Linked DNA regions of Mus musculus: region 1 is linked to region 2. The links are chromatin contacts, found by POLR2A ChIA-PET in ENCODE. All regions are on one chromosome and are shown on one strand. The core of a region is the stretch at or near the end of the contact, and the rest is flanking DNA. Distances in the headings are between cores, read along the strand shown. Region 1 has its middle 6.7 kb from the start of Gm23057. Region 2 holds the start of 4930509E16Rik (RIKEN cDNA 4930509E16 gene).

Region 1 (3,821 bases), core at 667-3,166, 110 kb before region 2:
CCATGCTTGAAATTTTTAAGCCAACATGTGTTTTCTTTCCCAAAATGATTGCTGACTGACCCAGTAGAATGTCATGCATTGTTTAAGGGAGCAGCTGGTCTAACCTAGTACAAAAAAGGAGATCGAAAGTCAGAACTCTCTCTCTCTCTCTTTCCCTCTCTCTCTCTCTCTTTCCCTCTCTCTCTCTCTCGTGTGTGTGTGTGTGTGTGTGTGTGTGTGTGTGTGTGTGTGTGAAGTTCTCTGTGTAGATTTATTATGCGTGCCTGTGTATGTTCCCTAAGGTTGTTTTTTTGTTTTGTTTTTGTTTTTCAGATAGTGTCTCACCATGTTGAACAGGATGGTTTTAAAAGAACCTCATGAGTATCTGGGACTGGGTGTGTGCACCTTGACTCAGCTGTGTGTGTTTAATTAAATTCGGGGCCGGTACACTTGTCTGAATGTGTACACAGGCACCAGGTTTGAAGTTTATGGTTAAAATGACTCAAGGGCAAAGATATTTAACTCTGTTAATATGTCAGTGAAAAAAACAGAACACCCCACAATTCTACAAGTTGTGGAAACTTTCACCCTGCCCCTTTAAGAACATGTCACCACCTCTAGACCTTTCCTTTTGGATTAATTCAGAGTCTATCTTTAGGAACTCCTCAGGCATTCTTTCCCTTTATACCTCAGGCTGAGTGCAGGTGGCAGGCGGCAGAGGGTATGTGACACCACTTAGTTCTGCACTGAGGAGGGAGGCCCTTCTGCCCTCTCTGCTTGCTAGCCTCCACTAAGGTACTTTTCTCTACTGTGGGTACCATTTGCTTTTGGGATTACTATCTTCTGCCCTGGATGCCTCCTGTATTTGCCGTGGCCCCTTGCTTGGGGTATAGCTCTCCCAGACTTACGTCCAACCCTTTGGGATCTACAGGTCTTCAAATGTAGCTGTGGACCCCGACCAAAGGCACGAAACCTACTGTAACCAGTCAAGCAGAGATGGTTGGTATTCTAAAGAAACACTGTGTCCTTCCTTCCCTCTGGTCTGCAGACTATTGAAACAATGGGCCCCAGTAAACGGGAATTTCCCCAAAAGCTCTTGCTGGGAGAAGAGAAAGTCAGAGGGGGAAAAATAAAATCAGGAAAGAGATCCACAATTCGTCAGACTGCGTTGTGGGAGAGGTAAGGAGGAACAGCGGTAGGTGGGACCACAGTCTGCCCCAGACTGCTTGCTTAGCCTGGCCCCTACTTAAAACTGAACCTTCCATCAGGACGGGCTCACTAGAGTTCTTTGTCCTTCTCAATGTGACCACATTGAATAAAAATCTCTTCTTTCTGTTTTCATTATTAACTGGGCTGCTTTTTTTGGCTTACTCAGGACGGTTGTCGAAACATACTTTCTTGAGGCCCAGGCTGGGGCCTCAAATCCAGTAACATTTATCTAGGATATTCTGGCCCCTTGAAGCTCACACGCCCCAACTCCACTTCTCTCTGCTCTCCCACCCTCCTCCAGCCCGGCTGTTTTGTTTGCAACCCTCCTTCGGTGTGGGGTGTTTTTCCAAGTCCCCAGACAGAAAGAATGCCTGAGCTGCCTCTCCTCTAAGATTCCCTTTCACCCAGCTGGAGAATTCCACCCTTCTGGCTTTCTCCCTAGGCTCCTCCCCCCTAACCAGGAAGGTCTTTTATTGCCTTTTTGTGTGTGACAGGAAATTGCAATGACCTCATGGTCGTATGGTTTATATTAAAAACTATACTATACCATGCCTCAGATCGAAATATTTGAGGATATTTCGTAAGTTTGAAACAGAACAAGCGGGCCCTTCTTATCAACCAGTAGGCCCTGAGCCTGTTTGCGCAACGTGTTATTCTTGCCCTCACCCCATCCCCCTCTCAGCTCCGGAGCTAGCCGCTTGCAGGTCACATGATCTGTAAACCCTAGCTAGGTCCATCCCCTCGAGACAGCAGTGCGAGCCGGGCCTGGAGAAGTCTGGGTATTTTCTGGGCTAGCTGTGGAAAGTGCTGGCCACTGCCGCGTTCCACCGCGGCTCCAGCTTCCTCCTAGGATCATCTCCCAGCCTCTCTGGTCTTGCTGTAATCGGTTTCTGAGAGATCTTCAGCGTCCAGTCTGCTTTCTCACTGCCTCTGTTTCTTGTGCATCTAATTATCTGTTCAGTATTGCACACGCGCGCGCGCGCGCACACACACACACACACACCCCCGTAAGGGTTTTTGTTGTTGTTGTTGTTGCCATTTTGAGACAATCTGCTGGATCCCAGGTTAGCCTCAAATTCACTTAGGAGCAGAGGGTGTCTGAGTTGCTGATTTACTTTAGCTCCTGAGTGCTGAGGTCACGTGTGCATCACCATGTCTGGTTTATAGGGAGCTGGGGCTTTGTGTATACCAGGCAAACACTCTAACAGCTAAGCTCCTCCCCCTCCCCCTCCTCTTTCTTTTCTTTCTTTGTTCTTTTTTAAGACAGAATTTCTCAGTGTAGGCCTGGCTATCCTGGAACTTGCTCTGTAGACAGACCAGGCTGGCCTCAAATTCAGAGATCCATCTGCCTCTGCCACCCGAGTGCTGGGATTAAAGGTGTGCGCCACCACTGCCTGGCTCACTGAGGGTTCTTGAAGTGTTTTCTTGATTAGAATATAATGGAGAGATCAGGCTTTGAAGACCTTCTGAAATGATGTTCAAGAGAAAACGAGTAATTCTTTGCGTCCCAGCTATAAAAGCCCCAGAACTTTTGAAAGCAGTGATGTTTAAACTAGAGTAAAAGTCATGAGCAAGAAATACAAAAATAAAAAGCACATCAACATATTTCAAAACCTCTCGCTACCAAAGCCCCAAAGGTACTGTGTCCGTCATATTGCCTTACGGGCAGCCATTTGCTGGTCTGTCTGCTCCTGTGCAGAGTTCTCAGCTGTTACAGTCTTGTGACTATTTTGGTCCTGTGCAGCTACATCAGATTCCAAGTAACCAGTTTTTAAGCCCTGTCTTAACTGGATATTTCATATGGGAACAGAATACATTTGATGCTTAAGTAATGGACTCTTAATAAAACTTACAGGCTGATGTTTTAGAGTTAACTTTATAACAGTATTTGAATATCCTCATTTTATGTAACCTATATCCTTTCATTTACAGCAAGTGAATTTACATTATTGCTCTATTAGAATTATAATAATTATTATAATTATTTTGGTCTTTTGAGACAGGTTCTTACTACATAGCCAAGCCTAGCCCAGCTTTGTGATCCCCAAAACGCAGTCTTCTGAGTGTCCAGAGTATAGGCAGATGGTGCCATGTCTCGTTCTCTCTCTCTCTCTCTCTCTCTCTCACTCACTCTCTCCATGTAGCCCTAGCTGTCTTGGAACTCACTGTATGAACAGGCTGGAGAGTGCTGGGATTAAAAGCACCATCTGGCTTTTTTTTGTTTTGTTTTGTTTTAGAATTATTTATGGTTATATGTAAGTACACTGCAGCTGTCTTCAGACACACCAGAAGAAGGCATCAGATCCCATTACAGATGGTTGTAAGCCACCATGTGGTTGCTGGGATTTGAACTCAGGACCTTCAGAAGAGCAGTCAGCGCTCTTAACCACTGAGCCATCTCTCCAGCCCCTCTTTTGTATTTTTAAGCATCTCAAATTAATAGTATGAGTAACTTTTATAGTGGAAAAATGTAGGAAAAGTAAGTTTGGGTTTACATTTTCTCTTACTTTACCATTTTATACATATTTATTGGAACACATACAGGCTGCCTCTAAAATGTCTCTGCACCGTCTCCACTGCCTTTCTACTTCAGTCATTGCATGTTACCCTGTACTAAAGTGGTCCAATGTTTT
Region 2 (4,148 bases), core at 495-2,994:
TCTACGTTAAAATAAAATACTTTGTGCAAAAGAAGCATTTCCTTTACAGTCAATACAAAGAATAAATTCCCTAGAAGGGAAATTAAGTGCGAGAATAAAGGAGGCAAAACCATCCAGAAAAAGCAGCTAATCCAATTGAATGAAAAAGACATGTTAGGTTTTTGTGCTGCATATTAATGCAATGTCTTGTTTGGTCAAAATTCACAATACACTTCTTGCTCCTCCTATGACTACAAAAGGAGTCAACACATTTTTTACATTACAAGTTTCCAATTCATGCCACTATCATGCAATGACTTAATCTTGACCCATATTTCCCTTACTGTATATGGAAAAATGCACAAATAACTTGTTTATCTGCTTACAATTGAGAAGAGGGAAGCATGGTGTGTGTGTGTGTGTGTGTGTGTGTGTGTGTGTGTGTGTGTGTGTGTCTAAGGAGACCAGGGGTGGGTGCAACCTTCCCCCGTCCAGAGGTGGCACAGCCATGCACCCGGCTCTGGAAACCCACCTTCAATGAATGCATTAGCCTCCCCTTCGGATGCCGCCGCCGCCCCCCATCCCCTTTGCAGCAGCAATGTGCCTAGGCTGTTCTACCCCAGCGATGGAGGATCCTCTTACCAGATGGAGTTCTTGATCTTGTGTTGCAGAGCGTTGGCCTCTGTCCCTGGCAGCCCGGGCACAAGGGCTGGCAGAGCCACCCCGGGGTTGGGGGCGCTGAGGGGAAGCTGCTGAGGGGCATCGAGCTGCTGTGGTGGCGGCTGTTGTTGTTCCTCTGCCATCGCTGCTGGAGGGGAGGGAGGGAAGATGGGGGCGCGGGGAAGGGTGAGGGAAGAGACGCGGAGGGGAGGACGACGAGGGGAGGAGGAGGGGGAGGGGAGGAAGAGGAGGAGGAGGGGGAGGAAGAGGAGGAAGGAAGGAAGCTGGATAAGCTAGGCCTATACCCCAGGGCTCGAGTGAGTCGCTTTCTCCGGCCGCCTGAGGGACATCCCCGGGGAGACCGCGCGGCTCCTCGCGGCTCTCGTCACGGTTCCTCTCCCGGTTCTCCTCGCGGTTCTCGTCACGGTTCCTCTCCCGGTTCTCCTTACGGCCCCGCGCGTCACCGCGGCAGAGGCATGGCGGCGCCCCTCAGCCCCCCGTCAGCGGCCGGGGCTGGGGGGCGTCTGAAGAACGAGGTCCGTGGTCGGGCGCCCCCTCGGCCCCAAAATCCAACCCGACGGGTCTCTCGGGGGGCCTGCCTCCCCGGCCGCCCTCCCCCGGGGGCCTGGCGCCTCCGAGCTCCCCCACGCCGCTCGCTCCCTCGCTCGCTCCCGGCCCCGCCGCCGCCGCGGCCACTGCTGCCCTGCCAGCCCGGAGCAGCCCAGCGCGCGCAGCCGCACTGCGGCCCGGCGCAGACGGCACAACACCTACCGCGCGGCCGGGGGGCGTGGACGCGCGTGTGCGGGCGCGGCGCGGGGGCCGCAGGGGGGCGCGGAGCGCGCGGGGCGGAGCGGAGCGGCTACGGGCCGCGGGCCCAGGAAGCCGCGGCGGGGGCCCCGAGGGAGCGGTCGGGTGGCTGCGGCGGCCGAGGGGGTTGGGGGGGCGTGTTGGGGGCGGGGAGCGGGCTCGCGTGACGGCGGCAGGGAGTGGACCTGTGCCACCGTGCGGCGTGGAAGGGAGAATTGATCGCTTCCTAGTGTGTAAGGTGAAACGAATCTACACGCCCTCCCGCCCCCACTACACGCTCGCGAGCGTTTCCCCTCTACTAGTCAGGACTGCTTCCTCTCTCAGCCACCGGACTGAGCTGGAGCAGGTGAGAGCTTTTCGACGAGCTAGCGCAGCGAGCCTACTCGGTCTGGTCGGAAAATGGCAAGTGGCAAGCTGGTGGAAGTGCTCCTCGGTCGGGCATTCAAAGCCCTCCAAATCTGGCCCCACTTTAGCCGTCCAATCACAGCCGCCTCCATCCCCCCTGCAAGAACTCCCAGCTCCAATCAGTGAAGTCTCCATGCCATCCTCAGCGCGCAGCAGATTCATTCTTCCTTGGTGCCTTTGCCCATGCTGTTCCCCACCCCACCCCCTATGCCAGGAGTGCCCTCCCTGCTCTACACTCCCAATTCAGCCCAGGCTCGGAGACACACAGCTCAAGTCGCGGCTTGTCAGGGTCCCTGGCAGCCAAGGCCCCTCCTGTTTCTCAAAAGGAACACATGTAATACAACATGGAGGCGCGAGCTTCAGCCAAGAGCTCTTCCTTCGCAGCCATCTAAACTCACCCCAGCCAGAGACTGCCCACCATTTCGCCCCCTTCCCATTCATAGACAGCTTTGCTGGCTGAGAGTGAGACTCCCTGCCTCCAACAAATCATTCCTCTTAGAAGAGCAGAAGAATTAGCTTTTCTAGGTGGGGCTGGTCAGGAAGGCTAAGCGCCTGGGTGTAGAAGACAGCAGCCAAAGCCTCTGGCACCAGATGGAACAGCTGCACAGCTCGCACTGACCTTTCTCAGTGCCTGTGGCTGTAATGAGCCTCCCAGCCCGTAACTTCTCTGACAGTGTTTCTATCAGACTTGGCCCTGTCAGATTTTCTGGCCACTTTCCTGGATGGACTTTGAGCTAGGAGGCCCTGCCACCTTTCAGACTTCTAGTGGGTGGTGAATCTGATTGGCTTGGATTGCGTGGTCTTTTGAGTGCTCTGTTCCCTGCCTTGGCCTGAAACTCTCTTGCTTTGTCCATGTGGCCTCAGGCCTGGTTCATACAGACTGGAAGCCCATACTCTGAATGTTTGCACCTGGATGGGTGGAGGCAAGGACACCCTTGCAAAATACAGTTTCCTCCTGAGGATCCAGACTGTGTTCCAGAATGCATATTTATAATTCTGTATTCACGGGGAAGATGATATAAAAAGACAATGGGAAAAGTGGCCCAGACCCCTTTTTCTAATTTTTTTTTTTTAAACCCGAAGAGTGATGGCCTCACATTGCCACATTCGGGGAGGGGGGGGAGGGGGAGAATCAACAAAGAAAGGTAACTAGGACCTGCTAAAGACCTTAAGAAAAGGAAGTTGAGAACCGAGATGTCTTTAAAATAACTTCACTACCGGTGTCACACAGGCTGGCTTCCCGAGTGCAACTTTTCAGTTTTTAATAGGTTCCATAAAGAGCCACGCATCCCACAGTCACCGCTAGAGGGCTCAGCAGAGTTACAGCCCCGATTTGCCCTCTAGCGGCGATTCTGAACAGAGTGCGTTTACGGCGACTTAGGGCCTTGGGGACTGGCAGCATGGCAGTTGGAGCAGACATCTGGAAGCATTAGGTTCAACCAGCCATGAGAGGGTTTTCATATAGCGACAGACTGAAGACATCCTCTTGCCAGAATGAGACACCCTTTCAGGAAAAGAAAGATCATTGCTCACACTTAACATCTGAGAGGTAAATTTGGGCTTTGTTACAGTTTTCATAGGAGACTGAATTTAAATAAACTATGCTTTAAAGAAACTTGAAAAAAAAAAAAGTGGTAAAGTTACCTTAAACCTTGGGTAGGGATTCAGGGCAAACCCAGAGAGTAAAGGCCAACTTAGAATCATGGTGGCTCATTTTCTCAGTTTCAGTTCACCCCCATGGGAGTGAATAGAAAACATTTTAGTGAATATGAATTTTTAAGATAGCATTGGTTATGAGCAGATCCCAGTCACGGAAAGTGTAAACTTCCCCTCGAGGGTGTGTATGACAATGGGGAAAAAAACAGTCTGAGGAATGCCAATTGAGCTGGGAAGGAAAACTCTGGTTTTACAGTCAGAGACAGCATGGAGAGTGATTTGTAACCCACTGCAGTGGTCTAACAAGAGAATTGACAAAGTGGCTGTGGATACCTCTGAAGCAGAGTAATGTGTGGTAGCAGTCCTGGGACGTAATTCATGGCTCGTAGGTGTTTAGTAAATAACATTTAAATTCAGTTATTAACTTTTTTCTAGTATTTTCTTTTAAAGTTTTACTTATTTTATTTTATGTGCATTGGGGTGTTTTGCCTGCATGTATGTCTGTGTGAGGGTGTCAGGTGCCCTGGAACTGGAGTTACAGACAGTTGTAAGCTTCCATGTGGGTTCTGGGAATTGAACCCAGGTCCTCTGGAAGAACAGACACTGCTCTCAACCACTAAGTCATCTCTCCAGCCCCCTTT

The links. ChIA-PET counts read pairs that join two places held with the same protein, here RNA polymerase II (POLR2A).
Region 1: POLR2A ChIA-PET joins it to region 2 with 67 read pairs in embryonic stem cell. The contact joins the enhancer-like site here to the promoter of 4930509E16Rik in region 2. POLR2A ChIA-PET finds 5 or more read pairs at or near these places in 5 of 5 experiments (Patski and embryonic stem cell).

What each region holds. Positions count from the first base shown.
Region 1 is chr9:72,638,211-72,642,031 of GRCm38, reverse strand. No RefSeq gene overlaps it. Among named protein-coding and RNA genes, the nearest start is that of Gm23057, 6.7 kb to the right of the region's middle. RefSeq lists an enhancer at 566-2,938. Within about 2 kb of position 1,916, at least 1 of the 3 ENCODE cell types and tissues checked has a DNase peak (open chromatin) inside an H3K27ac peak, as active enhancers do.
Region 2 is chr9:72,529,454-72,533,601 of GRCm38, reverse strand. 4930509E16Rik (RIKEN cDNA 4930509E16 gene) reads left to right here and starts at 1,744. Exons shown (of 3, transcript NR_045735.1): 1 at 1,744-1,792. It overlaps Rfx7 (regulatory factor X, 7), which reads right to left and starts at 1,362. Exons shown (of 9, transcript NM_001033536.1): 1 at 622-1,362. The coding sequence starts at 782.